2 separate regions of the Mus musculus genome follow, and region 2 is linked to region 1. Evidence: chromatin loops called from intact Hi-C (ENCODE). Cell type or tissue: heart. All regions are shown on one strand. Links, peaks and the distances in the headings refer to the core of each region. The heading gives the core; the rest is flanking DNA. Region 1 holds the start of Etv5 (ets variant 5). Region 2 overlaps Dgkg (diacylglycerol kinase, gamma).

Region 1 (15,718 bases), core at 2,720-10,719:
AAAATGAGACAAGTCTTCTGGACTAACCCTGAATTATTAAAATGCAGGTATACCACTGTCCAAATGTTCTGGCTATCGCTGTAGAATGAACATATTCTAGATGGAAATCATCCAAGGCCAAACAATTTCAGAACAAATGTGTCACCAACACAAAGGTACTTACAGTTATCAGACTGAAAATCTGGGACAAACTGCTCATCATCAGGAACTTGTGCTGGAAAGAGAGTTGTGTTTTAGATCTTTGCATTTTACTAAAAGGCACAGTGAAATGTTTTACACAGAAAACAGGACAGTCAAGAAACTTGCCTTCAGCTAACCAAGCCTCCTGCAGCTGGCTAAGATCCTGAAACAACTCTGGAAACAAACAAACAAACAAACAAAAGACTCAAAATGGGGCTATTTCTTGTGCTAAGGAGCATCCAGGAGTCTGCACACCAGTGTCTGTGTGACCTGAGGAAGCCACAGCACACAGGGACAGCTGCACTACCTTCAGAATCGTGAGCCAGATCTGTGTCCACAAACTTCCTCTTTCTGTCAATCAAAGGTCGCCCTCGACAGTCCTCTGATCGAGATTTCTGAAAGAGGCCAAGAAAAAAAAAAAAAAAAAAAAAAAAAAAGAGGAAGATTCAAATGCAGGAAAGAGGTGCAGAGAGAGTCCACCCACGCCTCCAGGGAGAAGACACACCACAGAGGTCAAGGACAAAACAGAACAGAACCAACTCACCCCTGGGACCATAAAAGGGACTTGCTGATCACAAAACCCATCCATGGTGCTTCCAAAGTCTCCGCTATCACTTTGAAGGGCTTCAGCATTGAGTAGTTTCTTGGGGGTGGTAAAGAGATACTCCTGTAACATGGATTGGGAAGATTTAAACTCTGGCGGAGGTGGGGTGGCTTAAGTTTATACAAGTCTTTCCCTCTTGCCTGTGTAGCCACCTTACCCCCCCCTCCCTCCCTCTCTCTCTCTCTCTCTCTCTCTCTCTCTCTCTCTCTCTCACACACACACACACACACACACACACACACACACACACACACACACACACTTTAGTATTGCCTGCCTGTCTACCACAAAAGCCAAAACCAACCAAAAAAAAAATCAAACCCTCCCTTACTTGCACTGAAAAATGACCTTCTAGGACATTTGTTGCAGAGTTTTTGTTTTGTTTTTGTTTTCTTTTGTTTGAGACAGGGTTTCTCTGTGTAGCTCTGGCTGTCCTGGAACTCACTCTGTAGACCAGGCTGGCCTCGAACTCAGAAATCGCCTGCCTCTGCCTCCCGAGTGCTGGGATAAAAGGCGTGCAGCACCACGCCCGGCTTTGTTTTATTTTTTAAGATAAGTTTTTAATTAAGATTTGCCACTTTATGATAGGAACTAGAGAAATTGGGTGTTCCATGTTCCAAATGCATGGTGTGTCTCAAATGCATTTTGTAGGTATATGGTAAAAATACTAAGTACAGTTCCAGGAACAAACTGATCAAAAGTATACTTTCTTCACACACACACACACAATTCTTTATTTAAACCCAAACCGTCTGTCCAAACAGGTGTGTATACCTGAAATGACACAGCATCTCCATGGCAACCTACAAAGATTAGCTGCCATCTACTCAATTTCTAAAATAAAACATCTATAAAAATGAGAGATAAAGGAAATTCAGTTCCACTGCACATATTTAAACATTTCTACCAAAAGGCCAAAAAAAAAGGAAAAGAAACAGAAAAACAAAACACCGTCATTGAAATCTTTCAATGCAAAAATATCCATGAAAAGAAAACTCCCTGTTCTACAATGACCTCAAATCTTCAACAAAATCAGTCAACCACTGGTAAGAGCTGGGCTTGGAACTAAATCAAGAGGGGAGACACTTTTCTAGCGTGGGAGGAATTAGCTAGCAAGTTTAGGTGTTACCTTCCTAAACACTTAATTTTCCAAATAAAAACTCAGGTCAAAATAATGGGGGCATAACAAGTATTTATTCACCTCAGGTCTGAATAACAGACAGGCCTAACTAGCATTTTCTTTTAAGTTGTACACAAACTAGGGAACACTTTTCACAGTAACCATTTCCATCTGACTTGTTTTTCACGCTGTGAGCACCATATCAAATTTTCATAAGTGAGCAGGATACAAGAAAACCCTTCACAGCCAGCACTTGGCCCAAGTAATCAGATATTTTCAAAGTCAAAGGAAAGAGAGTTCGCAACTTCCTAGAAAAACACTTCTGCCAGCTTGCCTTCCTTCCACACAGTGCAAACATCGTTCAGAATGAGGCCTCTCTTGAATGTCACCAACCAGGACCCAAATCTGAGAATCTTTAGTAGACTGTGGAGAAGAAAGAATTCTGTGCTGTATTTTTAAAAATTTTGACTAAGTTGTGGCCTCAGAAATTCTTAAATGTCTGTTGTGGGTTAAGAGAACAACGTGTAGGAAAACCAGAGGATAAAATATTTTTAGAAGCTCATGATGCGCAAAAAAATATCCTTTGAAAAAAATCGGTAAAAAGAAACTTCCCTAAGAGATTCCAAAAGCAGCAGCAAGGATCTTCTAAGCAGCCCTTCGAGTTCAAGAGCTGGAAACGTCGTGTTCAAAGTATCTTTTAAAAGCCTGCAGGGAAGGCTTCGGTTCATCCTGGAGTTTAAACCACTTCCTTTGTGTCGTCGTAGTCGCTCCCCCCCCCCAGCCCCCAAATCCAGGGTGCCCCCAGGAAAACTTTAACTGGGCGCAGCGACCGGATCGAGGCCCCTCCCCGTGGCGCGCAGCGAGCCTGGTTTTATGAATGGGAGATGGAGCCGCGGCCGCCACCGCAGGTAGAGGCTGTAACTGGATCCCTCGCGCCCGGCCCCATTCACAAAACAAGACACACTTCCACCCAATTCCCAGCCTTCCCATTCATGAAAACTCCTTCAGCTGCGCCCCCGCCCCCACTCCCAACGCACGCTTAGCCTCCGACGCAGGCCCCTCACCCCAGCGTTTTAGGAAGAAAGCTCAATGCTTCATTCACAAAAAAAAAAAAAAAAAAGGGAGAAAAAAAAAAAAGCCTCAGAGCTCAGAGCCCAAGAAAGAAACCTGCTTCATTCATAAAGTCACCCACATTCAGAAAACGAGGTGCAGCGCTGGCCGATACCAGCAGCCTCATTTGCTCCTGATCACACATGCCGCCTCCCCTCATCACCCCCTACTTAATCAGTACCCCCTTTGCGGGGGAGACCCCGAATCATTCACGAGGTTCCAGCACACTCTCGGCAGCCTCGGAACCGGTTCTCTCTTCCCCCAGGCCGTGGCTCAGGCGGCCCCAATACCCTCAGCCCTAAGAGGAGGGAGTGGGGGGCTGCGGGCCCGCTGCCCAGTCTCCAACTTGCCAGGCCTGCAGAAGTTCGGGCAGATCCTGCACCCTCAGGCTGCACATGTCGGTGTCATTTAACTCTCGGGGTTCTGAAGCAGAACCCCTGAAACTGCTGCTCGCCTCCCCCCACCCCCCATATTAAGAGTCGCGGAGCGTTTCTTCTCGCGAGCCTCCCAGGGCCCTCGGGGGCCCACAACTTCGCGCCCCGCACCCCGTTCTTGCACCCCGCTTCTGTAGCCTGAGCCGGGCACCCCGCTCCCTGCACCCGCTCCAGCACCCCGGGTGCCTCCTCCGCGGCGTGCGGAAACCCGTTCTCCGCTCGCTCCGGAACCGCTAGCCGCCCCCGCCCGAAGCCTCCCAGGAACCGAACCGAACCGGGCCTCGGGGGGAGGGGGCGGCTAGCTCCGGGAGTCACCCCAAGCACGCCCAACTGAGGACCCAGAACCAGTCCGCACCTGAGCGGCCACTCCGCGCGCCCGCCTGCGCGCCTCCGTGGCGGGCTGGGCCGCAGCGATCGGGGATGAAGACCGCTCTGCGCGCCGGCCTCCGGACTCTGCGCCGCCCTGCAACCCGCTGCAGCACTGGCCCGGCCCCCGCCGGCTCCGCCCGCCGCCATTGGCCCGCAGCCCAGAGCACACACGTCCCCATTGGTCGGCGGCCATCCCCGCGGCTGCCCATCACCTCTTGTTTACCCTGTCTTCAGGCAAATCCAGCTGGGCCGCCCCATCATCTGCGGCGCCCATTGGCTAACGGTCGGCCTCCCTCAACGCCCTCAGAGGTCTGTTTTACATAATTTATGCGCTGGGCGCCATTGACCAATCAGCACCGGCTTGTTTATATAATGAATGTAAGGACGTTTTTCATTCATAAAAAACGCGACCTGAGGGGGAAGCTTAGCTGAGTCAGTGAAGCTCTTAAAGGGGCCACTCGCGAAGTTCCCCCTGGCCTCGGCCTGCACCGCTCCTCCCGCCACCCCCGCGCGGGGCCGCTTGGCGCCAGGCGTTCGCAGCTGCAGCAGCGAGCTAAGTTATCATTTTAGAACTCAGGCGAGAGGAATTCGTCATTCCACACACAGAAACTCGCTGACCCTGCCTGGGCGTTCGGCCCATAGAAACACAAAAAACGGAAACCGAGCCCTCTAATCTTAGCTACCTTGAAGAGAAGCCTTAATTTTTTTTTTAAACCAGGTTTCCAGTGGGAAAAAAAAGTAGTTACCTTCCTTTAAAAACCTGAGCTTTTCCAGATCTTAGTGATGTACCCATGTTGCCAAAGCCTAAGGCCCGACCCGATCGCGTCTTCTCGGGCTAATAATTGCCTCTGAGCTCTACAGGCAAGAGGCTACAGCCAGAAACCCGGTTCGTGGATCGCACCGGGCCGGTAGAGGGCCTTGGAAGCACAAATCCCTTTGAAACGTGCGTGCAGTTAGACCGCTTGCTTCTCTCCCGGGCTGCTTGTTTTCCATTTAAGTGTTGAATGCAAGATGGTGTGTTTGCGAATTAGATCCCGTGCAGCTGGGAACCGGGAGAAGCAGTGTTGCTTGCCAAAGGATCGGGCATTGACTGCAGTTGTTGAGATTCTTAACAGGGTGTTCCAGGAAACAAATAAAACAATCCTCTGCCCCTTCCAACTCCTCGTCCTGCTCCTGCCACCGACAATGGCCGTTCTCTTCTTTTCCCAAGGACGCTAGGGTGCTTGTGAACGAGTTCTGTTCTCTACTAACCGGGCAGCAAGGTGTCAGCGTTTGGAGAGTTGAGCCTCAGCAAAGCGGGTCCCAAGTTGTTACCCTAAGGGTGCCCAGTGCCCCACAGTGAAACACGTGGTGTGGATTTCTAGTCCGCGGCCTTTCCCCCCTAAGCTTGTGGATCAGAGCTGGTACTTGGTGTGTTGATTACAGTCCTTGACCAGTTTGAATGCTGGGATGAGACCTGCACCCAGGTTCAGTGGGCTGAGTTATCGGTTTTGCCGGAGACTGGGAAGGGCACCAGTTGAAGTGTGGGCAGGTGCTTTGAACTTTTAACGAGCAGTTCCTTGATATTTAATTTCCTGCCTGAGCACAGTGCTTCCCTTAGCTCCTATTCTAGTTGGTGGCTATAGAGTTTGTCCTCTTGTACCCGTGTTCCCAGCTTGTTTCTGACGTCCTGAAGGCTTTCAATTCAGCAAGGCCCACACTAGTTCCAGATCCTCTCTCACCGGCTTGGTCCCATCACCGCCATCCCTCCCTGTTCTCATCCCAGGCCAACCTCCTGCCTGGTTGAAATTTCTTCAAGAATTTCCTACTCCCCTTTGCTTAATTGTCTCAGATCCCAGTCCTCTAAAAGTTCTGTGGCTTGCTGTATCAGCTCCAGTGCAGGCCTCTTCACAGTGGTTCCTTCACATTCCTTACACTCCACGCCTGGAGTGTGGCTGTTGTGACCTTTGCCTCAGACCGAAGCTCTCCATTCCTCCTTGAGAAGAGAAATTTGAAAGTGTGTAGCAATAAACAGGGGCTAACTGGAATGAGGGAAAGTATTGTGTGTCATACTTGATTTATGTATTTGTTACTCTTTGAGACAGGACCTTGATACGCAGCCGGTTTGGCCTGGAACTCACTATGTAACCCAAACTCACCTCCAGCTAGTTGTCTATTCTTCCCCTCCTCCTAGGTGTTGAGAAGGCAGTCATGTGCCCAGGAGTCCTGGGTAGTTATGGTAGTTTGGGAAGATCATTGAGAACTTGCCTAGAAGGCACAAAGTCCTGGGTTATAGACCCAGCACCACAGAAAAGAGAGAAGTTGATAGCCACAGTATCATATGTGGGGAATTATGCTTCATTAAAGCTATTGGTAACTAATAACTTAGTCATCCAGCAAACATTTAGGATGTACCAGATATTCAGCCAGATCCTGTGCTGGGCTATAAATAAATAAATAATAAATAAATAACATAGAGATGAATGATCTCCAGGGGTTGCCTTGGGCAGCCCGTAGTCACACAGCCCTCCACAGTCTAGCTATGTCCCCACAGTGAGGCAGTGAGAAGACATTCATCACTATTAATATCTCCATTCTACAAATGAGAAACTGAGGTGCGACAGGAGTCCCACCCAGCAAGGACATCCGAACAGAGTCCAGAGGCCAAAATGGCTTCCACTCCTCTCTTGCTTCTCTATCCCCATTCACATCCCACTGTCTTTCTCTTGTTATCTCTGCCAGATAGGAGAGTTAAGGGTAATACGAGAAGTTTCTAGTCTAATGCGCTGGATCTCCGCTCCTAAGAACATATTTACATAGGGGATTTGTAGAACAAGTGCTCTAATTATCATTCCTTCCCCTCCAGGAGAGAAACAGTTTTGGAAAAGGAAACAAAAAGAGGCCCACCCCCTGGGACATTCTTCTTGTGTCAATCTAGCCTTTGTCCTTGGGCAGTAGCAAAACTCGGTCACAATGAGAAACTAGACGCCTGTTCTTCACCAAGTTCAGTTTGCAGCGTCAGTTAGAGGAGGCAATGAGGGCGAGGGGAAGGGAGGAAAGGAGGCCCCAAGCCTGGCTGCTTGCCTCCTTTTACAGGTCTGCTTTCTACATGGCCCCTACAAAATGCCAAAGCAAGCTAGAGTGTAAGGCCCACAACCCACCTTTAAGCTGGTATCCAAACTGATGGACGTGCTCCGGTTGTCCCTATATCGCCTTGTGCCTCCTGTTTCACTATGGCAAGTGTGGCCCTGGGGTGCGGGGACATAACCAAGGATGTGAAGACAAACACTAAATGGGACAGAGATGTTTTCTTCAAGGGAAAGGTCAAGAATTCAGTCTTATTTTCTAAGATTTAGGAAGAAGTGCCCTGAGGCCTGAAAGAAAAAAAGAAAATATTCCACCGTCTGTGTCTCTTTAAACAAATCGGTGTCCTGTTGCTCCTTCCAGCCAGGGGATAGTGAGGTCCCACCGTTACTAGAAACTTCCTCTGTTCAGTTCCACATAAACAGCATTATTTCAGCCTGTAACCCTCTGCGCATGCACCATAACGATCACCTCTATAGGTGAAGAAACTGAGGCACGGAGATATCACAGAGCGGGAGAGGGTTATGGTCCAAGTGCCATGTGTCTTAACAAGGGTCTCAGCTAGTGGTTCTATTTTGAGGGCAGCAAAATGTTTAGGAGGTGGTAGAATTGGGTCCTGGGGGACAGACTTTTAAAGGTTGCAGAGCAGACCCTGGCTTCAGAGCATCCTTGCCACTTCTCGGTAAGAAGTTCCTCCTCAGCCATGGTCAGAGCTGCCCTTCCTGCTCAGCCAGACCAGAACTCACTAAGCCAAAGGCCAAAATAAATCTTCCCTGCGTTCAATTGTTTCAGTTGAGGTAATCTGGTCACAGTGACTCCAAAATTAACTAATACAGAGAGTGTATCACACAGGGTTTCCCCAGAGCCTGCTATTTAATCACAAGGCTGGGCAGCCCAGTCCGTTAGAAGCTGTACGATTGAACACAAAAAGCCTGCTTTGGAAGAGCCAGACTCTATTTGGAGACTTTGCCTAAATTAACTCGCTTGATCCTTCTATCAACCCTATGATCTGTATCCCATCAGGCTCCTGTTTGCTAGATGTGGTAAGTAAGGCACAAAGGTTGGGAAATTTTTTTTCAAGGGCATGTAACTAGTAAGAGAGAGACTCGTGAGCTGAATGTAGGAATGTAGATCTTAAACAAGGCCTTGCTCTCTGGCACTCTCCTGCATTAGTTCCCATCTGAGGTTCCAACTCTTCGTGTGCCGCTCTCACAAGAGTAGTTCCCAGGAAACTTGCTCCAGAAATCCCACCTAGGCTTCGTTGGCATTATCCTGGGCCAGCAAGGATACACCTTCATGAAACCCACATCAGAAAAAGAAATTGTATTTCCTGAGCATCTTCCATGTCTTAGACACTCCACATGCAGTGCCTCACTCAGTGTCCCCAACCCCTCTCACAAGCAGCACTAAAACACAATTTGCTGCTGGAAAACTAAGATTCAGTGATGTCTTCTAGTCTCTACACATGCACACACACGTGTACACACACATGCACACACAATTGTACCCACACTGGAACACGCACACATGCATGTCTGTGATGTCTCATGTGAAGCAGCATGCCAGCTGGAATGCACTGTTCCTGATGCTATGCTATGACTGGAAGGCTGGGAGGAGCCCATATCCCTCTCCTGGCTTTATTTCCTGACATAGTCTCCCTCCTGTCCTCTGCTAAAACTCCAGTCTAGATGTTACCAAACAATCGCTCTCAGGGAAATCTGAAGGAACATGAGAAATTAAGACTTCTGATAGGGGGAGGATGTCTTCCTTAAGCCCCACCCCTCTACCAATACATACATACATACATACCCACACACATACATACATAAAAACATAAATGGCTTCACATTGCCTTTCATAACCAGGTCCCACTCTGAAACAGCTCTGGCAGATCAGTAATTCCATGAGTTTCTTTTGAGCCCATCCCCCACCTCTAGCTACAGACATGACTGCTTGTGGAACCAGTCACATGCCAAGCTCCCTCCCCACCCCCCCCTCTCTCAAGCTTGCTCCTTCTCCCTCCTTCCTCCCCCCTTTCTCTCACGCTAGCTCCTTTTCCCTCCTTCCTCCCCCTCTCCCCCCAGTAGAATTGCCTGCCCCACATGAGAGACCCTCGGGCTACGGGGCTTTGAAGGGAACCTGTGTCTGCTCTGTTTCGCTGCTTCTTCTCCACCTCCTCTGACAACCAGAACTTGTAGTTAAAAGCGGGAAGTCTGCAGTCCCTTGGTGCCTTATGTTCATCTTAGTCTTTTTCCTCTGATCTGGCAGCCTAGAAACCCCAAACCAAGCCAGGCATGGTAGCTCATGCTTGCAACCCCCGGCCCTTTGCCAGCCTTTTGGAAACCTTCAAAACAAACGAGTTTGAAGTGGGCGTGGAGAAGGGCTCCGTGGGTTCAGAGCAAGGCCTGATGTGCCTGCCCCAGTGATTCTGTAGAGGAACTTGATGTGTGGACTCGGCAGATTCTATTTTGACTGACTAGAGTCTGCTTTTTGCTTCCTTTTATGCCCTTGGTGGTGAGTTTCATATGAGCAGAAGTTGGGCCTTGCTGTGACCTTTTCAGACTTCATTCATTCCCAACTCAAGAGCAGGGAATCTCATGCTTGTTGGTTGGTTGGTTGGTTGGTTGGTTTTTTGTCTGCCTGGCGCTATGAACGGTCTTGCTTTAGCATCTCCCAACAGCACTACTGGAAGACTGGAGCTAAGGGATAAAGGAGCTGGCCTGCTTCATTGTTGCAGCTGAAGCACAGATGGCAAGACTGGCTGTCCTTGGGCTTTTGGCTTGGTCTGTAGGCACTCACCTACACTGAGGTTCTACGGGATCTACTGAGTGGGGTGTGTGTATTTTGAGTTGAACAATGGAGAAATAAACAATGGTGACTGGTAGTGGGTGAGATACTCCATCAGTGGATTTGACTACTTGACCTGACATGGCACATCCAGCCTGACATTTTAGCCTGAGCCAGGCTCCCTATCTATTGCCACGTGAGAGCAAACCACCATAGTAAATATTAGAAACAAATGAACATCTTCCCCCACTGTCTCTTGCTAACTTCCTGTCTGGTGTGCTTTGGCTCTGGGGAGAAGGTAGCATTGATTAAGACGGGGACCATCCCAAGGTCTCCTTTCTTTTTGCTCCTGCCCCTCCTAGGCATCCATTCCCATCAAGAAGTTACACCAGGCCTGGTGTGGCTCACACCTCTAGACCCTGCATTTGGCAAGCAAGGACAGGCAGATCTCTGTGAGTCTGAGGCCAGCCCAGGCCTAAAGACTCAAAACATTAGAAAAATCCACCTGGGCCAGCCCTGCTAGGGCGGAGAGGTAAGTCAGTAAAGTTTTGTTTCATAGTCTGCTGTCTCAGTTAGATTTTGTTTTGTTTTGTTTTGTTTTGTTTTGTTTTGTTTTGTTTTGTTGGTTAACATGATGCAATCTAAGTCATCTGGGAAGAGGAACCTCAACTGAGAAAATGCCTCCATCAGACTGGCCTGTAGGCAGGTCTGTAGGACGTGTTCTTGATTAACCATTGATGTGAGAAGGTTCACTGGGTGGTACCGCCCCTCGGAAGGAGGTCCTAGGTGGTCTAAGAAAGTTGGCTGAGCAAGTCAGTAAGGACGGTTCTTTTGTGGCCCCTGCTTCTGTTCCTGCCTTGAGTTCCTACCCTGGCTTCCCTCAGTGCAATATGACTCAGGATTTGTAAGTCAAACAAGTGTTTCCCTCCCTGTGTTGACTGGGGCCATGGAGTTTTATCTCAGTAATAGAAACCAACCTAACTAAGACGTGTGGAGAATGCAGACACAGAGGTCCCTACTTTGTGAAAACGTACGCCGTCCACACTTAACAATCCATGCACTTTCCTGTACATGCTCTACATAATAAAAAAAGTATATAGGTCAAACAGGCCACCTCTGAAATGTCCAAACCTGATCTGAAAATCCCAGCTGGGAGTCAGATGCCAACCATTTAGCCTCGCAGCTGTGGGGGCTGGGATAGCTACGGATCCTCAGGAGGCAGCAAGCACATGGTTCCTGCCATGAGACACAGCCAGGGGACAGGAAAGAGGGACGGGCTGAGCACACGTAGGCTTGCCAATAGTCGCTATGTCCCAGACTGCCAACTGATTGCTCTTACATGTCTAACTAGTAAGATAGTAGGACTAGAAGGAGCCACAGCTGAGACAGGGCTAGATGGGAGAGGATGACAGTCATCAGATGTCTTGGATGGTCATTGGCAGGACAATCGTTCACATTTTTAAATAATGGGTTACATCTCATAGGTAAAAACAGTCACCAAAACCCAGAAATGGCTCTAAATACATCCTCTGTCATGCTTCTGATTAAACTATCGATCACAGCATCCACACAGCCATGGTGCTTGTGGCACACATTCCTCCAATAGGGACCCTCTTAAAATTTTGTCTGAACCTCGCAACTCCATCATGCAGTACTTGGCGGGTGGTCACAAAAGACTGACTTTATGAATGGCCAAGTGATTTCTACTACAACAAAGCACTGTCCCCAAGAAAGGAGACAGCGGCCGCCCTTGGAGGACCTGCGTTTGGCATGTGCCTTTCTGTCCTGCCCACATAGTGGAAAAGGAAGGATCAAGATACTGGTAACGGGGCCTTTCAAAAGCTCAATATTTGTACCCAGGGAACCACTTTACTTCCTAGCAGCAAGATCTGGGTCCTGAGAAAGTGTAATTCATTTTGGTCACAACTTAGGTGACATGGAGCTTGGTAAGACTATAAGGCCTCCCCTCAGCCTTTAGTCACATAGGAGAATCCGCATCACACCTGAGTGCTGTTCCAAAGGACTGGTGCAGTTTCCTGGTGGACTCACCCAACCTGTGTCACCCAGCTCCTCCTACAGAGCTGCTCCCCATCCAGGGCCTGGCAAAAGTGAAAATGTAGGACAACCACTCTCCAGTGTTCTAACCTGGAGAGAGTAGGAGGCTGTGGGGCCCCTGGCTTGCCTGGTCTTCACCCATGTCTCTGGTTTCCTTCAGATGAGCATCCCAAGATATTCCATCTCACCCATCCATCAAGTTACATCTTGGTTGGGAGAATTCTACACACACTCTGCCTGGAGCTCCCTCTGGCTCTTCCTCCATGTTCCTTCCATAACCTAATTGTTCTGTATATTTATCTGAGTTTTATCTTGACTTTTCCTCTTAGGTATGTTTACCTTGAATGCGGAGGCTGACCTCAGGGCCTGCTCTGACAGAGCCTGCCTGTGTCATGATAGGATATAAATGCTAAATATGGCTTCCCCTTCCTCCGTACATCTTACACTGCTTTTAATGATGAGATGTAGTTTTTCATTACAAGATCCATGTTTTACCTGTTCTGGCCCACGCATTCCTGACTAGAACGTGGGTAGCGTTCGCTAACACCCATGTGTACACCTTGTAAATGTGAATGGTAACTAGGTAATCCATATGGCAGTGTGGTGATAGCTCCAGACGGGAGGAAGGTGCCTGCGTTGCGTGCTGTCCTTCTCAGTGCGATGAGACACTTCCTGTAGAAAGTGTTATCTCAGTGTCTTTCCCTCCTAATGCTTTGTGCCTTCTTCATCCTCACAGACTGCCAAAGAAATGCAAAGAGTCCCGTAGGATCCACACAGAAGCAAAAGACTCTCAGGGCGATGGAATCCTGCTGGATGCTGGAGTGTTCTTGGCAGGAGGGAGCATGGTGACAGGGGCAGAATGTGTGATAAAGGGCACAACTGTGCGTTAGTGTGTGTGACATGATGTGGGGAAAGGGTCTGACACAATTGTTGTCACGGCTTTGGCTCACAGCAATCGTGCTTTTCTGAGCAGAGCACCATGGTGTTTGCTTGTTTGTTTGTTTGTTTGTTTGTTTGTTTTTTAAGAGTATCACTGAGGGCTGGAGAGATGACTTAAGAGCATTTGCTGTTCTTCCAGAGGAGTTCAGTTCCCAGCATCCACATCAGTCAGCTTCACTGCCTATACTTCCAGCTCCAGGCAGGGATCTGATAACCTCCTCTGGCCTCTGCAGGCAGGCAGCTAAGCACACATGCTGTACTCTCTCTCACACACACATACATGCAAGTAAAGTTAGATATTCTAAAAAGAAATAAAAGACTATCCTGAAAGTATGTGGCATGTATTACATGAACCAAGACAACTGAATTAGTAGAAAATGGGAAGGTGTATGGGCCTAAAAGGCCGCAACCACGCACACATGTTTATGAAATGCATGAGCTGTGGAGGGGCATGTGCTGGGCTGTCCCTAAGGCTTTCCGAGATTAGCCACTCAGGACTCGTTCACGTCTCACCTGTGAGTTCGCCCAGGAGATAGGCAAAGCTGCTGGTAACAAAAATTTAACAAAAATTATTGGGGAAAAGACTTTAACATTGAGAAAATTGTATTTTTGTGCACAGATTGGACTAGATTCCATCGTTATTCTATTTTAGGGAAGGAACTTTTCTTTCCAGCCTAGGGGACTTGTAAGGGCCACTCAAGAACTATCTGCTGGACCGGAGAGCTGGATTGGCTGCTGCTGGGTAACAGAGGTAGGCTGGGATAGTAGGACAGGCAGGGGAAGGGGTGCCGGGCAGGAAGGGGTGCTGGACAGGAACCGTGTGCTGAAGAGCTGCAAGACTGAGATCCCTCTGAGCAAAGAGTCTCAGGAAGTTCTGGAGCAGTGACAAGTGAGAGGAGATTCTGCCACACTGGAGAAGACAGGTCCACTGACTGTGAAGGGCGTTCAGTACCTCAGAGCAGAGTGAGGAGCCAGGAGCACAGAATTTGACTTGGACGGCGACGTGGGCAGACAGAGAAACCACTCTGTCCCAGAACTCATTCTGTAAACCAGGCTGGTTTCAAACTCAGAGATCTGCCTGCCTCTGCCTCCTGAGCGATGAGATTAAAGACATTGTTACAGCCAGGGTGTCAACAACAGAGGAACCACTCTTAAGTGGCCTCCTAGACCTAGGCCAGGACTGGGCCCAAAAGAGGAACAGAGGGGCCTGTCTAGGCCTGGTAGGGAGTGAAACTGGTCCAGCAGATTCCATCCATGCCTCTTTGCTAGTTCTCTAGGACAGAGACAATAGGACTTTCAAATGCCTGGTGAACCTAGGGGCAGTTCCAGAGGGGTGGGGTGGGGGTGGGCAGAGCCCAGAGTTGCTCCTCCCATGGTCCCCAGTAGGGATTCTTGAAGAGTCCTTTATTAGGACTAGTTGTGAATGGCAGACACCCATTCAAGTCATTCTGAGCCCAAGCCTGAATCCAAGTCCACACAGACTAGTAACTGAGTCCTGCAGGCTGTTGGCTATTTAACAAGCTCTGATGTGTATCTTGCACGGGTGTGAGAGCTGAAGCAAAGAATATTCCTTCAGCTGGCGTCCTACTTATCGATGAGGACACTATAATTTGTGTTAATTCATGGCTTAATCCCAAATCTCACTTTTTAAGATGGGGAGATAATTCCAAGACTATTTGTTCTTGTCAGATTTATATATTTACTTTGCAGTGCTGGATCTTGGACGAAGGGCCATGGGTGTGGTAGGCAAGCCCAGACCGTGTTATTTTATTTACCCAATCTTCTTAACCCAGTCAGGGCATCTGTCTTTGAAAAGCTTTAAAAGTTCATAGTACAAAACACGATTTGCAATATAAATACAAATTATAATACAATGGTAATTACAAAATACGTATGTATTGTATACAATTAGGAAGACTTCTTAAAAAGATTAAAAATAAATCAGCAAGCATCCATCATCTTAGAAATGAATACAGTTAACATTTGAACATATTTCCTCCCTTTTTTTCAATGCAGCTTTACATAATGGAGACATTTTTTAATGTATATCTTTGCATTTTGCCTCACATTTTATCAGGCACATCTCCAGGATGTTAAACATTATTTATAAACTTCATTTTAGAGATTTACCTAATATGTCTTCTATTGATTATTTGTCCTCCTCCTCCTTTTCTTCCTCATCCACCTCCTTTTGTTTTTTTGTTTGTTTCTTTGTTTGTTTTCAGACAGGGTTTCTCTGTGTAGCCCTGGCTGTCCTGGAACTCACTTTGTAGACCAGGCTGGACTTGAACTCACAGAGATCTGCCTGCCTCTGCCCCTGCCCCTGCCCCTGCCCCTGCCCCTGCCCCTGCCCCTGCCCCTGCCCCTGCCTCTCTGCCCCTGCCTCTGCCTCTCTGCCTCTGCCTCTGCCTCTGCCTCTCTGCCTCTGCCTCTGCCTCTCTGCCTCTGCCTCTGCCTCTGCCTCTGCCTCTGCCTCTGCCTCTGCCTCTGCCTCTGCCTCTGCCTCTGCCTCTGCCTCTGCCTCTGCCTCTGCCTCTGCCTCTGCCTCTGCCTCTGCCTCTCTGCCCCTGCCTCTGCCTCTCTGCCTCTGCCTCTGCCCCTGCCCCTGCCCCTGCCCCTGCCCCTGCCCCTGCCCCTGCCCCTGCCCCTGCCCCTGCCCCTGCCCCTGCCTCTCTGCCTCTGCCTCTGCCTCTGCCTCTGCCTCTGCCCCTGCCCCTGCCTCTGCCTCTCTGCCTCTGCCTCTCTGCCCCTGCCTCTCTGCCCCTGCCCCTGCCCCTGCCTCTGCTTCATGTGCTGGGATTAAAGGAGTGCTTCACCACCGTCCAGCTGGTTATATTTTTCTTAACTGTTCTTCAGTGTGGAGGGTTAGCTTTGCTTCCACGGACCTCCCTCTCCCTCCTCTCTCTGCACATGTTCACGTATATTAGTCTAAACACGGCCGGGGCAGATCTGGCCAGACCTTGTTGCCCATTTTCAATGAAGGCGAGCTTGGCTTGCCTTCTCACCCATTGTGAATAGACGCTGCCAAAGAGAAGACTGCACTAGGAACTTTCCCTG
Region 2 (15,718 bases), core at 3,831-11,830, 57 kb after region 1:
TCAGGAGGTAGGGGGTGGGGAGGAGGAGACCCAGCTGGCGTCCTCTGCTCCAAAGTCAGCCAAGGCAGCAAGACTGGTTGCTTCCCTTCGGATTTCCAGCGAATTTGACTGGATCATGGGCCAACCCAAAGCCATGAGGCTGGAGCTAGGGTAGGTTCTTTGATGGGTGTAGAAAGAATTCCATGTTTGGAAAGCTAGAACTTAGACTCTAGATCCAGACCCAGCAATTGAGCTGTGTAACTTCTCCACACGTCATTTTTCTAGTATATAAAACTTTATCATGACATTTTTGGGGGGTTGAGGGAGGAGCCAGGCCAACCAGCAAAGTCCTCCCCATGACTGGAGAGGGTGCTGGGAATGCAGATTCTGATCCAGCATGTCTGTGTGGGCCTTGACAGTCTGCACTGCACTCAAGTGATGCCCATCCTCTTGGGTCATGGACCATTTGAAGTTCTAGAGCACAGACTAGCTGGCCATGGCATGAAGGCCAAATACAGCCCGCTATTTGTTTTTGTTAATAAAGCTTTATTGAAACTCAGACCCATACACTCATTCAATTATTCTCCAGGGCTACTTTTACGGCTAAGTCAACTGAGTTGGGAAGTTGCATTGGAGACTCTGGCACACAAAGCCTAGTTACATATCTTAATATAGAAAATATTTTCTGCCCCCTAGGAGACTGAAGAGGAGTGAAGATTGTTCTCTGTGGACTAGAAGACCTATATTTCAATCCAAGTTTGACCAAGGGCAAGCCGCTCTACCTTGCTGTCTCTTTCTCCTCATCTAGAGGATAAAATTATCACTAAAAATTTAAGAGACCTATGGTTCCGGTTTCAGAACTACGTAGAAAAGTGTGTTTCTACTGAAGCAGGCATCTAAAACCCACATTGTGCAGCCTTCATCTGGACACTACAAAAAATGGGGGTGGGGCGGGAGGATTGGCCTTACCTGCAGAATCCTGCTGGTCACTTCATAGACCACAGTTCCTTTCTGACAGAGTCAATTGGGAATAGAGAGGAGCTTAGAGGGGGAGGCCAGAGGCAGGCTTTCCCAAGCTGCAACACAGGCTGTCACTGTCAGAGAGGTCCTGGGATCCTGAGTGCTGCCATCATTCTTCACAAGAACTCCATTTTCCTGATAGTCCAACTTAAAAACAGCCCCCTAGCACACCATGACTCCATGTGTCCCCGCTCATGTGACCAACCAGTACTCAGAAGCCCATCTGAGGCCTCAGAGACTCTGCCAGGCACAGAGACAATGGCATCTGGAGCTCCCTAGGGAGCTCCCAGTCTGGTGAGGGACTCACAGGAGAGTTCTCCTAGGTAGCTTGAAGGGGGAAATGCAGGACTCTGGTACCTGGCTTGGAAAGCAGGTAAGACACTAACCAGGCAGGGAACATGTGCGTGTGGAGAGGCAGTGGGCTCTGGGAGAGGAACAGGAGATGGGTAGAAGGGAGAGATAATGACTAGTTTGGGGCTTGTTGATGCCAGCGTGGGCTGTTGAAAGACTGAATGGCAGAGCTGTGATTTCCTGTGCACAGCAAAGGAAAGGCTTTCAGTAGGCCTGCAAACATTTACCAAGATGACACATGTTGCCATGGTAACTTTCCAGTGCCGAGAAGAGTCCCTCTGCACACACCTAGAACTCCTGAGGCCCTTCAGAGTTCACATGCCTCCTTCTGTGCCAACAACCCACAGGAGAGACCTTTATGCTAGTTAGTTTTTGTCAACTAGACACAAACTAGAGACACCTGGGGAGAGATAATCTCAGCTGAGGAACCTCCTTCATTAGACCAGGCCGTTGGCACACCTGCCGGGCATTTTCTTGATTAAGGATTAATGTGGAGAGACCGTTATGATGATGTCCCCCCTACCCCACAGCCGTGGCAGGTGGTGCTGGGTTTTATGATAAAGCAAACTGAACAAGACATGGAGAGCAAGCCAGCAAGCAGCTCTCCTCCACAGTTCCTGCCTCTAGGTTCCTGCTGTGGCTTCATTTGGGACTGACCTGTCAGTCAGGTGACTCCTTTCCTCCCTAAGTTGGTTTTTGGTTAGCATTTTATCACAGAAACATAAAGTACGTACCATACCCCTACTAAATGTACAATCTTTAGGATAATTAAGAAAAGCCTTGGCCAAAATTGAAGCTATCAGGCCCTACCTGCTATGACTTTATACAAAACTGGAAAGAAAGCCACAAGAAACTATAAATCTATGCTCACCATCATTTTTGAGTCTCAACTGAGCTGTGGTTTTCCAGTTGGGAGTATGAAACTTTGAGATGGCTGGAGAGTATCTGTGTCCTGGTTTTAGAATTCAGGGCACACACAGTTCCTATGATTGGTGAAAACCCACAAGGCACCATGAGCAATCAGATGAGCGATCCATCTGTGCTTGCAGAGCAGCAGAGTCAGGAGCCGAGGGCCCCAGGATCTTGCATGCCAGGGGGTTTGCACTGTGGTTTGCTTCCCTTTCCTAGAGAGCCTTGGAATCTGGGAGAGCAGGATGATGCGCTTGGGCACGGGGAGTGCTTCTGTCACCAGGCTCGAGCACCTGGCTATCGAGGCCTTGGGTGTACCTGTGTTAGTCACACTGGCTGGCTGGCTGGCCTCATCTGGACCCAGGAGCCATGGACTCTTCTTAGCACTAATCACAGTTCCTATGTCTCTTTGTGGGTTTATCTTCTTGAGGCCATGCTGTGCTAGTCCCCTCGTGACTGGGGAAGTCTTTCCTGGTAGGAACATTTGCATGTATGTTAGATGATCTGACAAAACCTATCTGTAATGCTATAAGAACAACTCAAAACTCTCTTACCAGAAATGTCTGACCCTTGTTCTGTTTACCCAAAATGGCAGAAATTATTATCTGGTGAGAGTCTAGAGAGATTTGGGGTTGGAACTTTCTAGAACACTCTATTTGTGGTTCAAGGGGGACTGATAGAGAAACCACGTGTGAGATAACCAGAGGGTCCAGTGGGGGTAACTGATTCCAGGCCGAAGACTGGATTGAGGGTTAGAGAGAGTGCGTAGGAAGTCTCTCACTTATATCTTGGGCTGGTGCCAGACGGAATGGCAGACCTCCAAGGACTCTGCTTTCCAGCCTCACTCACGCACCCATGTTTCTGCTTCACTTGGTGACCAGACCCCTGTCCTTCCCCCTGCATCTCTAGATGACAGTCTGCTCCTCCTATGCCCACAGCAACAGCCAGATGCACTTTAAGGATAGTCACAATGATAACCCAAGAAGTTCTGACTGTTAGAGCCATGGGAGATTTAAAGGAAACCTTGGCCAAAAAAATCTGAAGGAGCAGTAAAGAGAAAGGGTTCGAAATTGTCCCTTTCATATTATTTAACACCAAGCAGTTATTATGGTGACTATTAATCAAGGCCTTATCAAGCTCTAAGTGCAGGCAGCTATGTGCCCACAAGGATGACGTTCAACTCTCACAATAGTCCTGAGGGAAGGAGCCTATCACTCTTCTGTTTGGTGAGGTGCTGAAATAGAGGCTTGGAGACAGTTACTAAGGACACATAGGTGGTGACGACAAGGCCTGCCTGAGTTGTTTTTTAATTCTCCTTTGGGGTATCTCTTCACTCCACACAGACTCTCAGCTACAAGTTCTCTAAGCGGCATCTGGATGACTTATTTAAAGATGGCCAGCACGTCTCTCTTCTCAAATGAACGTTCAACAGTTCCCATGTTCTCATATAACACTTTCTAAGACTTTTTCTCTTATCAATTTTACTTGTGCCTGATCCTGTCCCGCAGAATCTATTATCTGCTGTGTCCACTGAAGGCAGGATTTCTCTTCTCTCCTTACAGAAACCCTTTCTGTAGAACACTCCACACCCTCCTGGGTAGTGGGCTGTGAAAGGGACAGAAAGGTTGTCAGAACACAGTCCACTATCGGAGTTGTGTGAGAAGTCTGATCGTTTGGGAGAACACTCCAAGACAACCAGAGTCTGGTGACAGGTTCTTCGAAACACAACTGCTCTTGGAATGTGTTTTCCTGCTCTTTCCCAGGCGCAGTGGACAGGAGTGAGTTCACCCCAGCTGTTGTTACTTGTGTTCCTCTATGGGAAAACAGGTTTCTGCAGTTTGTCCTTGTGGTTATGTACAGCTTGAACCCCTGAGGGCTTTACTCAGGTGACCTTTCTTCACCCTCAGGGTAAGAACTGTCTGAGGCTCTAAGGTTGGCTGTTTCAGGAGAGTTCAGCCCACCTCACATTTTACGCCTCACTCTTCCAGGCTCACACAGCTTGACACCAGAGCAGTAAAGAAAGGCTCACTGTGGAACTTATGCCCCCACCCTTGCTTTCCAGGAGAGACAGGGAAAGAGATGATAAGGGTGAGCAACCCACGATTCAGGGCAATCTACAGCCAGTGTTCTGCTGAGATGGAGAGCCCAGTGCCCAGGGAGTTCAAAGCTGCTCTCTCTGTTGGGGGCTCTAGAGGCTGGTATCATTAGCAGGGATGGATGAGCAGAGTGTTATCAAGTGGATTGGATCCTCTGCTTGGACTATACCTACATGTCGCCCACGTTGTGACAGCCTGGCTTGAACAACATGCACAGAAGTCTCTCCAGTATATTTTCTAGATGGACACTATCCTCGAGGGACTCATTTGTAATCATAGACACAAGTTTTGGTTCCGACGCTACTTCTGGGCATAAACTCATTGGGTTCCCCCACCCCAACTATGAAGTAGGCTCATTTGGCTAGGTACATAATCTTTTTTTCGTGGGTTTTGGGTTAGGATTATATTAGTTCATATAGAATCACTTGCAAGCTACAATAGAATGTAAGAAAAAATAGAGGTTACTTCTGACCATTCTTATTACCAATATTAATGAAAACTGATGCTAGGTGCTTCTCATTTATCGAATGTTTTTCATTTTTTATAAATTTTATTTTCTTATTATTTTAAAGTCTGTGTCTGTATCTGTGTGGGGATGAGTACTGGAGCCTGCAGAGGCTAGAGGCGTCAAGTCTCCTGGAACTGGAGTTACAGGTGGTTCCGACTTGATATGAGTCCTGGGAATTGAACTCGGGTCCTCTGAGAGAGCATCATTATCTACTCTTAATTTCTGAGCCACCTGTCCAGCCCCTTATTTCTTAGACTCTGATACTTGGGGACAGATAGCAGGGCTTCAGAACTCATAATCCCTAACTCTGTCTCTGGGATCCGAGAAGCCTAGGGAGGAAGCTGGTAGTAGGTCCAGTTGCTTGTTCAGCTTTCTGTGTTGGGTCAAGGCTGACGTCTGCAGTAGCTCACTTTGCTCTTTCTCATTGTGGGTGCATGCTGAAGACAGAAGTGTCCAAACCAGACCCCTACTTGCATGCTAGGTGTAGAAGAGGACAGAGGGAGGTTATTTTTAAGTCTGAGTTCATACTGAGTCCAGGTACTTTTCCACCCACCATCTTCTTGACGCAGTAAGGGCCCTAGGTATTATTATGCCGAATTTATATATGAGGAAGCCGAGGGGTTGAGTCATTTTCAAGTTGTTATGAAGCTGAGAAATATAAAGCCCAAATGTAAGTCTGGGCTGTCCACCTGCGAGATCCCCTGCACCCATCCCCATTGCTCCCTCAGTGGCCTTTGTTCTGATAGAACCCACTCCGTGGTAATCCTTGGGTCCGTCTTCTGAGGAGGAAGGTTGATGTCTGGTGAGAGATTGAACAGTAAACCTTCTCCTGTCCTTCCTATGATGGGGTCCTTCTCCCTGTACTCTGCCCTGACTTCTCCCTACCCCCAGCCCAGTCCCAGGGAAAGGCCAAGGAGTCAAGGGTCTCCAGAGATGAAGTGCCTGCAGAGAGAGCCCCCTACCCTTAGCTACAGACCCAGAAATCCTGTGACAGAACACACAGAAGGAAACATGGACAGATAACTCTGCTCAAGGAGGTCACATAGACCAAATCAGGACTGTCATTTTTGGGAGACTCAAGATAGGATTTCCTGATTGCTTGTTTTATAGGTAAGAAAAACGGAGTGCCAAGAACTTGAGAGGACACACCCCAGGCCGCAATCTAGTGACAGGCAGAGTCTGGGCTGGAGCCAGGCACTAAATGAACAAACGTGTCTCTTTAGCTTTCCTGCTGCCAACTTCACTCTTATGGGATGTTGGCTCTTTCAGGAGAAAGACTCCAAGTTGAGAGCTCTGTAAAGCCCAGAAGCCAGGACCCCTCCTGGGCCCTCTCTCTGCTTCAGTCCTCTCACTTCCTGTTGAAGAACAGGAAGTGCTTCCTCTTTCATCTCTGACAGTGCGTTTTGGGGACAGGAAAAGGGGCTTGTAGAAAAGAGCTAAGAGTGATCAACAGTTTATTCTTGCTTAAAGAACACAAAATGTAAGATCAGACATTTTAGGAAAAGATGCAAGCTGACATTGAGCCCCAAGGCAGAATGTGATCCCAGGAAGAGCTTCCTCAACCCCCAGGGTGAATATGGGGGAGGCCTCATTTTTGCCAGTTCCTTCTCTGTTCTGATAGAGCTGGATGCCAGGGAGGTGAGAGTGGGTGGGGCAGGGTGGGAGCTTGGTGGGGTGGGGTGTCAGGAACTTTCTATAACCTCCACTATTTCCCTCACTCTGTTAGCACCCACAACTTCCCCTGCTAAGGGAGGAAAGAGGAATACATTATTCATTTTAATAATTCATACAAATTGCAAAGTTTACTGTGAGAAATGAAGGGGCCTTAAGAGGGCAAAAGAGAAATATTCCTGAGTCAGCTTTAAAAGGACAAAGGTATGAAGATGATGTTTCTTGATTATCTTTCTCTAGAATATAGATCCACATGAACTAAGAGAGTAACCATTCCCTTCAGTGGTAGATGGGCCCTTCCTTCAGTGGTAGATGGGTCTCTCCCTTCAATGGTAGGTAGACCCTTCCCTTCAATGGTAGATGGGTCTCTCCCTTCAATGGTAGGGAGTCCTTAGAGTCCAGGAATCTTTTTACAAAACAAGTCTAGTTTAGGACTCAATCTTGTTTGGCCCCATCTATCCAGCTAACAAGATTTTACCTAAAAAGCTGGTTTTACAGCAATAAAAACTGAGGTGTCAATAAATGGGCTATTAGCAATACCAGTACCAGAATTTAGTCCTCTCCTGCTGGTATAGTACCCATGGCAATGTCCTCAGCCCAGCTTCTCACCTCTCTACTCTCCTGGTAACTGAGATACCAAGAAGGGTGTGACCAATCAGTATCAGTAGCCAGGAGCTTAGACGGAGTCCTTGGTTGAGAAAGGGATGAACGTCATTTAAGGGCATCTCAGAAAGCTCTCCTGTATCCTTGTGTGATTCAAGCTGAGGGCCTCTGAGACATACTGCCAGCTATTCTGGAAAGGACTAGTTGACTTACACAAGCAGCCTGCATGATTGACAGAAGTAGTGTGCATAATGGGGAGAGTCCATGTAGAAGATGGGGTCTGGGAGCTACTGAAGGCTAGCTGAAGGCTAGATAGACCCCATGAGGCTCCAGGCCACATTGAACATTTGGTGTTTTACTTGGAGTCAGTACTGGATTTGGTCCATGTCATAAACTGACCTTTTCCTCAGGGGTCTTTCTGTGGTTGTAAGACCAGATTGCTTTGGAGGGTCATTCCAGGTATAAAGTCTAGGCTACCATCAGGTCCTGCCTCTTGAGTCCTGCTATTACGACACACACTACCACACTTGGTGAGTACACGTTACATATAGCACCACTAGAATCCAGAGAGAAAGATAGGCTTGCAACTGGAGGAGGCCACCAGTGAGGTACAGACAGACTAGAGAAGGCCAACGACCTGTGTGGGAACCCTGTAGTATCAAGAGGCTAGAGAAAAGAGAAGCAGGAGGATGACCAAGAAAACTTGGGAGCAAGAGAGTTCTAGAAGCCATTTGGATGAAGGGCTTCCAGGGGCAAGAGTGATGGGTGGTGTCTGATATTGCTCTGGGAGCTGAGAACATGTTGAGAACTATTGGTTGTAGACACTGGAAGACATTGGTACCCAAGGCAGGAACAGTACTTGACACCTGACCTCTTAGAGCCTGGGTTGACTACAGACTATTGTTTAGGGTTCCTTCATTGTGAATCTTGCCTTCTTAATGAGATTGTAAGCTTTGTATCACCAGGACCAATGAGTCAGCCTGTTCCCGGAGCACCAGTCCTTGGCAGCTGTGGGGCCTTATCAAGCCTGATGTAGGTTCTGTTGTGGCTTGCCAACTCACTCTGTCACCCAGGCAATGGCTGGAGCAATTATCCTCATGCTTGCTTACCTTGGACACAGCATTTCAGCTCCTTTGGGTCTGTGACGCTCTTCCTGCTTTCCCGGATCACAGCCCGGTTCTTCTTGGTTTCTCCCCAGAGATTGGTGCCTCCGTACATGCTGGGAATATTAAGAATGGCGATGCCTTCCAGGAAGATGTTGCTCAGATCCACCTCAACTCCGTCACACTGCAAAGCAGAGAAAAGGCAGATCATGGTGGGGCCATGCGTGGTCACCGGGTCTCTAAAAGAGAGTGACAGGTCCTAAGTCACCTAATCACTGTCAGTCAGAAACTAAACATCTGGCAGCTTCTCAGACTCAAGGCATTGGCCGCCATGGTGAGACAGAGTCATCCAGTACGAACTTCCAAGGGCTAGAAATACTTACGGATGTATTTTAGACAAGGTGGTTGCCAAACTGTCCTTCAGTCCATCCCAATACCCCCAGTGTGGACCCTTGCTAATCACTGTGAAGATTCGTGGTGTTGCTGGGTCCAGAAACCAGTATTAGGTATATTCTCAACAAATGACAATTTTCATCTTATTCCTTTATTTTATTCCTGATCTCTGCCTGGTAAGAAGTGCAAGACTTTGGGTCTGGGAGGCCTTCCAATCTGCCTGTCTCTCATAGCTGCACTAAGTGTGGCTCTGGCACGTGTGCTTGCTGAGGTAGCAGAGACTCTTTCTCTGCTTTCTACCCCCTCCACCCCCACCCCCCGTGAGGTCTGAGAGACTGGAAGGCTTCACCTAGCTGGAAAGCTATCCCGTTTTGGCACAAGGCTTACCAATGCAGCAAAAAATTAAAAAAAAAAATGCACTAGCTTTGATCCTTGTCCCTCGGGATTGCTGGTGATTTATTTCATGTACAGAAAAACAAATGGGACCCATGGAGATGAGCTTTAGTGTCCAAGGATGCCCAGGGAAACTCCACGTTTGTGGAATTTGACCATAAAGACCATGCTTTTTTGTTTTTGCTTTTTAAATTTGCTTCTTTTAAAAAAGGAAGACAGTCCAAAGCATATGGTAGCAATCTACTTGTCACCTGTGTTGTCTACTGCTATGGTCTAGATGCCTCCATCAGATTCTTGGTGGGAGTTAATTCAATTGACACAGTATGAAGGGGGGGGCTAATTAGGATTAGATGAGGTCTCTAGAACTGGAGCCCCAGATCTCATTAGCCTTGTCTGAGGGGGAAGGAAACCATGTGTGTTCCTGTTGCCTGCAGACTGCAGGACTCTCAGGAGGAGAAGGATCCATCACATACAGCCGCCTTGACCCTGATCCTGAATTGTGAGGACTAAACATTTGCTATTTACTGTTCACCCAGCTTGTGGTATTCAGGAACGACAGAAAATGGCCTAGAGTACCCAGAAATCAAACTTTGAGAATCTTCCCCAGAGAAGGATGAGAAAGAGTTGGGGCTCTGTTGGTTCACAGTGACTCACCCGCCGCCTGATTTCGTTGAAGTTCTAATCAATGTTGGCACCTCTGCCTTGTTTTCCAACCACAGAACAAGAATACAGTGAGTGTTTCTGATAACTGGGAACTCATTTCTCTACTGGGGAGACTGGAGCTTTTCAAAGTCCTCTTTAGTGGGTATGCTGTTCACACAGTGTACAGATGGAAGCATACAGATTTTAAGGTAAGCAGTAACAGTCTCAGACGTAAGGGCTTTCTCTTTCTCCCACTCCTCTGGGCTGAGTGTGGTCACTGCTCGGACCTCCTTATCAGACCTTTCCTATATTGAGTGTTCTGTTTTGTACACACCACAATTTATTCCCTACCTAATTGGTACTGTCCCTGACATCGGAAGCATCAGCGCTGACCTGTTTGGTGGGACAGATGGCAATCACACCGGTATTTCTTGGGGCTGGAGCTCTTATCACATCATCATGGTCATAAAACAAGATGTGTACAAAGCACCCATAAAAGTGTCACAAGTTACCTGCCACTGTCCTTATCGCTGATGTGGTAAGATCTTCATTAGCTCTTTTATTTGAAGTGGGTAAAAAAGTCACCTCAGTCACCTTGACCTTCATCTTACTATGTGTTTATCTCTCTTGACCTTATGTAGTAGGATTGAAAAATATAGCTTAGATGCAGGACTTTACATTTATTTAATCTAGTTCTTGGTTCAAACCTCCTCTAGTCTGTTCAGACCGATATTCTGTGCCCTTAGTTGCAGCTTGCTCATCATTTGGGGGGTTAAGTCATATAATGGCAAAACCAGGGATCAAGTCTCTCCTTGGTCACTTTAACACACCACATGTCATGCAGTAGTAACCTTAGCGTGAGGTGTTTTATTGATGCAGTATGTCTTCAGGACCCTGTTCCTATCAGTGCATATGGATTGAGATGGAATCATAAAGGAAGATCCATGAAGCAAAACAACTGCCCTGTGAGCATCTGATCTATGAATGGTGGAACAGGATAGAAAAGCAGGTCTACAGACCTCAATCCTGTGTTCTTCCTGCTGAAACAGAAGAGAGTCTGCTAAGTGTCACGTCAGACTTTCCCTGACAACCTTTACCACAAAAGTAATAAAAGTAATAAAAGATTCTATCTTTAGTAAACTATATCACCCATGCATGGGTGCCAACCATCAACTCTAGTTTCCAGGGATTAGACAGAAGTACCTCAATATGTAGTTTTCATGGTATGCCCTTTTATTTTTGAGACACTCGGTGATATTTATCTCTTTGCCTCTCATTTGATAGAATCTCCTGCATTCTAGATTTATCAAAGTGACTTCTGAATGATACCTAAAATCTTCCAACAACTTGGGCTCAACCAAGTGTGAATTTTCCAAGGCCTGCAAGTTGTCCATTGTCCCTCCTTAGACAGGGAGGCCACTTTAGCATCTGTTTCCCCATTTTTAATTTGGGACTCGCCCCATGTGATGAACACTGACCAAAACTGAGCCAGGGAGGACTTGGTTTACTTAGCTTACACATCTCAGAGGGAATTCAGGGCAGGAACTCAAGTCAGGAACCTGGAAGTAGGAACTGAATCGGAGGCCACAGAGAGGTGCTGGTTACTGGCTTGCTCCCCATGGCTTGTTCAGACTGTCTTCTTATATAGCTCAGACCATCTGCACAGGGGTGGTATCACCCACAAAGTGCTGGGTCCTCCTACATTGACCATCAGCCCAGACAATACCCCACAGACATGCCCACGGGCCAATCTATTGGAGGCAATCTCTCTGTTGAGGGCTCTTCTTCCCAGGTGCCTCAAATTTGTGTCAAGTACATAAGACTAACCAGCAGAGAACCACTAGAAGTACAGAAAAGAAGACCGTTTCTCAGATGGCAGAGCCCTGCTGAACTACACTTTCCAGGTTTCCTTTTCTGCTTTTTTGTTGTTTTGCTTCAAACATCATCTAGCATCCCCCTCAGCAGCAGCCTTCCCAGAGCCAGGCTCAGAGGTCTGAGGTGTGCTTTAAGCAGTTACTCCTGGGTGTGGCTACATGCTGCCTTTGCGTCTATGCACAGTTCCCTTATCACCCGGGCTGCTCCTGGCCTCCGTGTTGCTGTCACAGAGACAAGACTCCCTTTCCTCCTCAACACATTTCATGATCTGTTAGGACTTTATTTTGGAATGTCTTTTTACTGGCCCATCCTTCTTATGCAACTACTAATTAGGAATTTAGGCTCTGGGTCACTGTGCCAAACATTTTTCAAAATGAGTTTTCCTCTGCTCTGAGCCTGGAATTGTCCCCTTTCCTTATCTCTTATCTCTTCCTAGACCAGATGGCTACTTTCCTTGCTGGTTGGAGTAACTTTCACAGCACCGCAATTTATTCATTGTTGATTGAAATATCTCTTTCTTTCTGAAAAATAATGATAGTCACAGCTTCCCCTGGCCAGACTGCCTTGGGCACCAGACTGCCGCTGTCTACCTTGTCTCTGAGGAGCCTAGTGCTGAGGGAGACACCATTGCTACCCCAGTGGATGGCGACGGACGGCCCTGGCTCAGGGTCACAGAACATGGCTCTGCACAGATGCAGATGTTGGTTGCCAAAGCAGGCCCTGGATGCCAGATTCCACTCTAGAGACGAGGCAGTGAAGCTGATGCTGGGTTTACAGCAAAACTCAGCTTGCAGCTGTTGTTTGAATAATTGAATCTTCCACTGCCATTCTATCTTATAAAGGGCTTAGACATAATTAAATCCTGTCTCTAGGCCAGAGTTGTTTTAAAAACAACCACCCACAAAACCAAAGAAATGTACCACCAGCATTCTCCCTGGCAAACTGTATTTCACTCAGTCACCTTTCTTCCTTGCCTGCAGTTTTAAGTGTCTGCTGTCTTTCTGTAGGCATAACTGTTGCTTCCTCCCTAGTAAACAGCCCTCTGTCTGCCCTTGATAGACTCTTCTCTCCATCCCTCCAGTGTAAACTGGGGCAAATAGTCGAGGGGGGAGGACCCTGAGGTCTACCCTTAAAAAGGATACTCCTGGTGAGTCAGATGTGTGATTCTGGGTTGGTCCTTAATCTCTCTGTGCTTTAAGTAGACAGAAAATGGGGGTGGAGGTAAGCAAATTTTGGTGTGAGGCAAAGGCAATTCCTAACTCCTACATGATTTGAGTCCCCCCCATTTCCTGTGCCAGGAAGACCCCCCCCCCACTCCAGGTCATGAACCTGCTCGCCCAGTTTGGCTAGAGCATTTTAGCGTTCCTCTCTACACACCTGCCTCCTAGCCACTGTTTCTTATTTCCTTTGGAACGTCCTAAGACCTGAGGCTTGCTGTACTGAGTCTCTCGGAAAAGTGGAATCCAGGAATGGAGCACTGTAGGCCTAACTGGAACACTGGCAACAGCCTGTTCCTGAGATAAATCCTCCAAGTGTTCCATGACGTCATCTGGCCCCCCTTCAGGATGGCTCCAGGGAGAGCCTGCAGCCCTGAGCTATGCTGGGGCTGGCAGGAGGGCTTGCAGGCCCTGCTGTGAAAGGCGGTTATGCTGCACTCACCTAGGCGTTTACAGCCAGGCATGGGACTCAGAGCTGGAGCCTATGGGCACGCAAGCACTCCAGATTGTCCTTCGTGGGTGTTGCTGCCAGGTGCAGGTGTGACAGGGGTCACCGAAGCCAGCCCCACTCTCTCCCCTGTGCGCATTTAGGCTACAGTTGTTGGCTGCAGTCCACAGCATTTGGGCCCCAGCACCCATATTCAGAGAGAGGATAGTTTTGTTGTTGTTGTTGTTTTGTTTTTGGCTGGAGAATTGTTGTGTAGGTAACTAGAGACTAGGTTAAAAGACCACAGGCCTTTGTAAGCAAATGCTAAGCGCCCTGTGTTCACCTCCTCCCTAGCCAGAAACTTTGGATCTCTGCATTTCTAGGCAGAACCTAGACTCTCCCAGCTCTCTGTCTTCACTGAGGGGGTCGACAGCATCAGAGGGGAGGGAGGCACCTTGCAGCAGGCCCTCCCCTCTAACCTGAAAAGGTGGGGAAGGGAGGACTCTGGATTGCAGCCCTACTGGCCCTTTTCTGCAGGTCCTCCGGGAAAGAGTCTATTTATTTGACGACCTGTTTCAGTTTTTAGACTGCGTTATCCCTAACCTGGATTCTCCACACCACCTGCAGACAGATTTTCTCTGGCTTGGAGGAAGATTGTTTTGTATCGAAGCTCCACCCATCACTAGGCTGGGTCACCATCTGAGCTCCCTGCCTCAGACTCTGTCTGTCATTGCATTATTCTGATGCGCCCCTCCCCTTTCTTCCATTGTTTTAATCTTTTTAAATGGTTATTTCTAAAAGTACAGAAAAGTGGAGAGATAAAGACCCAGCATAGCAGTTACTTCTGGCAACCAAACTTGTTCAAGGCTCCCCACACACTTCGAACTGTCCCGCAGCAAACCTAGATTTTTCTCTTACATGTAAATGGCGTTTACCTTTAAACAATAAAGGCTTACAGATTAAATCCATCATCACCACCCTTCAATGGCAATCATAATTCCTTAACCTTCTTAACAGCCCCCCCCCTTTTTAAAAATTACTGGTTGTCTGAAAGCACTGCCATGTTTTATTGATACATCTCTAGGGTTCCTTTTGAACTATAAATTTCTTGTACTTTTTCTCTTTTGGAAACAGTCTGAGGATGATTTCCCCAGTGAGTGACAAAATGCAGGGTGTAGCTCTCTTGCTAAGGGAGAAATACTGGGCTGCATCCCTAGGAAAGGTCTTTCGGTTATAATGTACAGTGAGATGGACCACATCCTGACCTTTGACTGGCTCTGATGGCTGCGGGTAGGTGGTGGCCTTTGATGCCTGAACTCCATGTCAGAGTATCAAACCAAGCTTGTAGGAGACTGAAGGAGCCTGGGTAACCCGCCCCTCTTTGCCTCTGTTTTGAGGAAATGGGACACCAGCAAGCATCAGGCAGAGATGGGGGGGAGAGAGGGGGGGGGAGGGAGGGAGGGAAGGAGGGAGGGAGGGAGAGAGAGAGAAAGAAAGAAAGAAGATCCATCAAACCTCGCTTGGTAGTTTCAAGTCTTACAGAACCCAGAACCCAGGAGAAGACAGGGAGGGGCAGGTAGGGATGAAAGTGGCTTGGCAGCCTAGATGGTACATTAGGGCTCTGGGGAAGGCTGGCCCCTGTCTGGCCTGACCTCTTTGGTTTGGAAAGAAGAGAGCTGCTAAGGTTGATAATTAGTTGGGCCCTAGTAACTGCCTGTTAGAGAGACTGAATTGCTCTGTGTGGGCAAAGAGTTGGGGCCTGTTGACTTTTGTTTCTGCTGCATGTGGTCCAAACTGCCCCTTTGGTGCCTGCTAAATCCCCACCTGCTGGAGATACAGCAGCTCCTCAAAACTGTTCCAGGCAGCTAGCAGGTAAACAATGCTCCCCTCCTCTGCACTCCATTGGTTCAATTCCCCCTTGGATGTGGTGTATATTCTGCTACATGTCCCCCAGGAGACATGAAGCTCAGTAGAAGGTAAGGACAGTGTTCCACACAGCTCTGTGTTCTCCACAGAACCAGGCATGTCTACGCCATACTGGGTGTTCAATGTAACTACCTATGAATCAAAACCAAAGCACTTGTGGAGAAATCCCTAAGAGGGAACACAAGCTGTTCCATGAAGAACACCCACAAAAATCTCCATCCCAGATGAATCTGCCTAACCTCTCTACATGAATATCATGATGGATGACCAGGTAAAGTAGACTCAAATGTCCAGGGCAGGAAGAGATGTGAATGTTAACCCTAGCCTGCAGGAAGTAGCCTACACCCCAACAGGATGAGACATGGGAGGCTCCTTCAAGGAGACAGAGAAGACAGAGACACTCATTCATCCAACAAGAACAAGCCAGAACTTACTCTCTGCTAGATGCAGGGATGGAGGTGAAATAAGACAGAACCCAGTCCTCAGATGCTTTCTCAGGTCAGTGCTAAGGCAGGTGCTGCTAACTGCTTACCAGCAAGGTCTCCAGGAAAACAAAAACCAAAGAGCAATTGTTGTATTCTAAGGCATAAACACTCCCAACTTAC

Evidence for each region. Peaks named below come from ENCODE experiments on the same cell type or tissue, not always from the same donor. Only the 100,000 strongest peaks of a DNase experiment are listed, where the experiment ranks them.
Region 2: it touches region 1 in a loop (4-fold over the local background); 7 of 42 quality-filtered maps call a loop at or near these places.

Annotation. Positions count from the first base shown.
Region 1 is chr16:22,435,714-22,451,431 of GRCm38, forward strand. Etv5 (ets variant 5) reads right to left here and starts at 3,857. Exons shown (of 13, transcript NM_023794.2): 1 at 3,804-3,857; 2 at 725-847; 3 at 488-575; 4 at 307-354; 5 at 164-214. The coding sequence starts at 769. In heart, for the core only: a CTCF peak has its summit at 4,709; DNase peaks (open chromatin) are centred at 2,818, 3,258, 4,088, 9,308 and 1 weaker place; H3K4me3 peaks cover 2,608 bases; H3K27ac peaks cover 3,541 bases.
Region 2 is chr16:22,491,978-22,507,695 of GRCm38, forward strand. It overlaps Dgkg (diacylglycerol kinase, gamma), which reads right to left. Exons shown (of 25, transcript NM_138650.2): 22 at 8,247-8,424. Among named protein-coding and RNA genes, the nearest start is that of 9230117E06Rik, 12 kb to the right of the region's middle. In heart, for the core only: no CTCF peak of the experiment used is centred there; a DNase peak (open chromatin) is centred at 8,194; H3K27ac peaks cover 1,321 bases.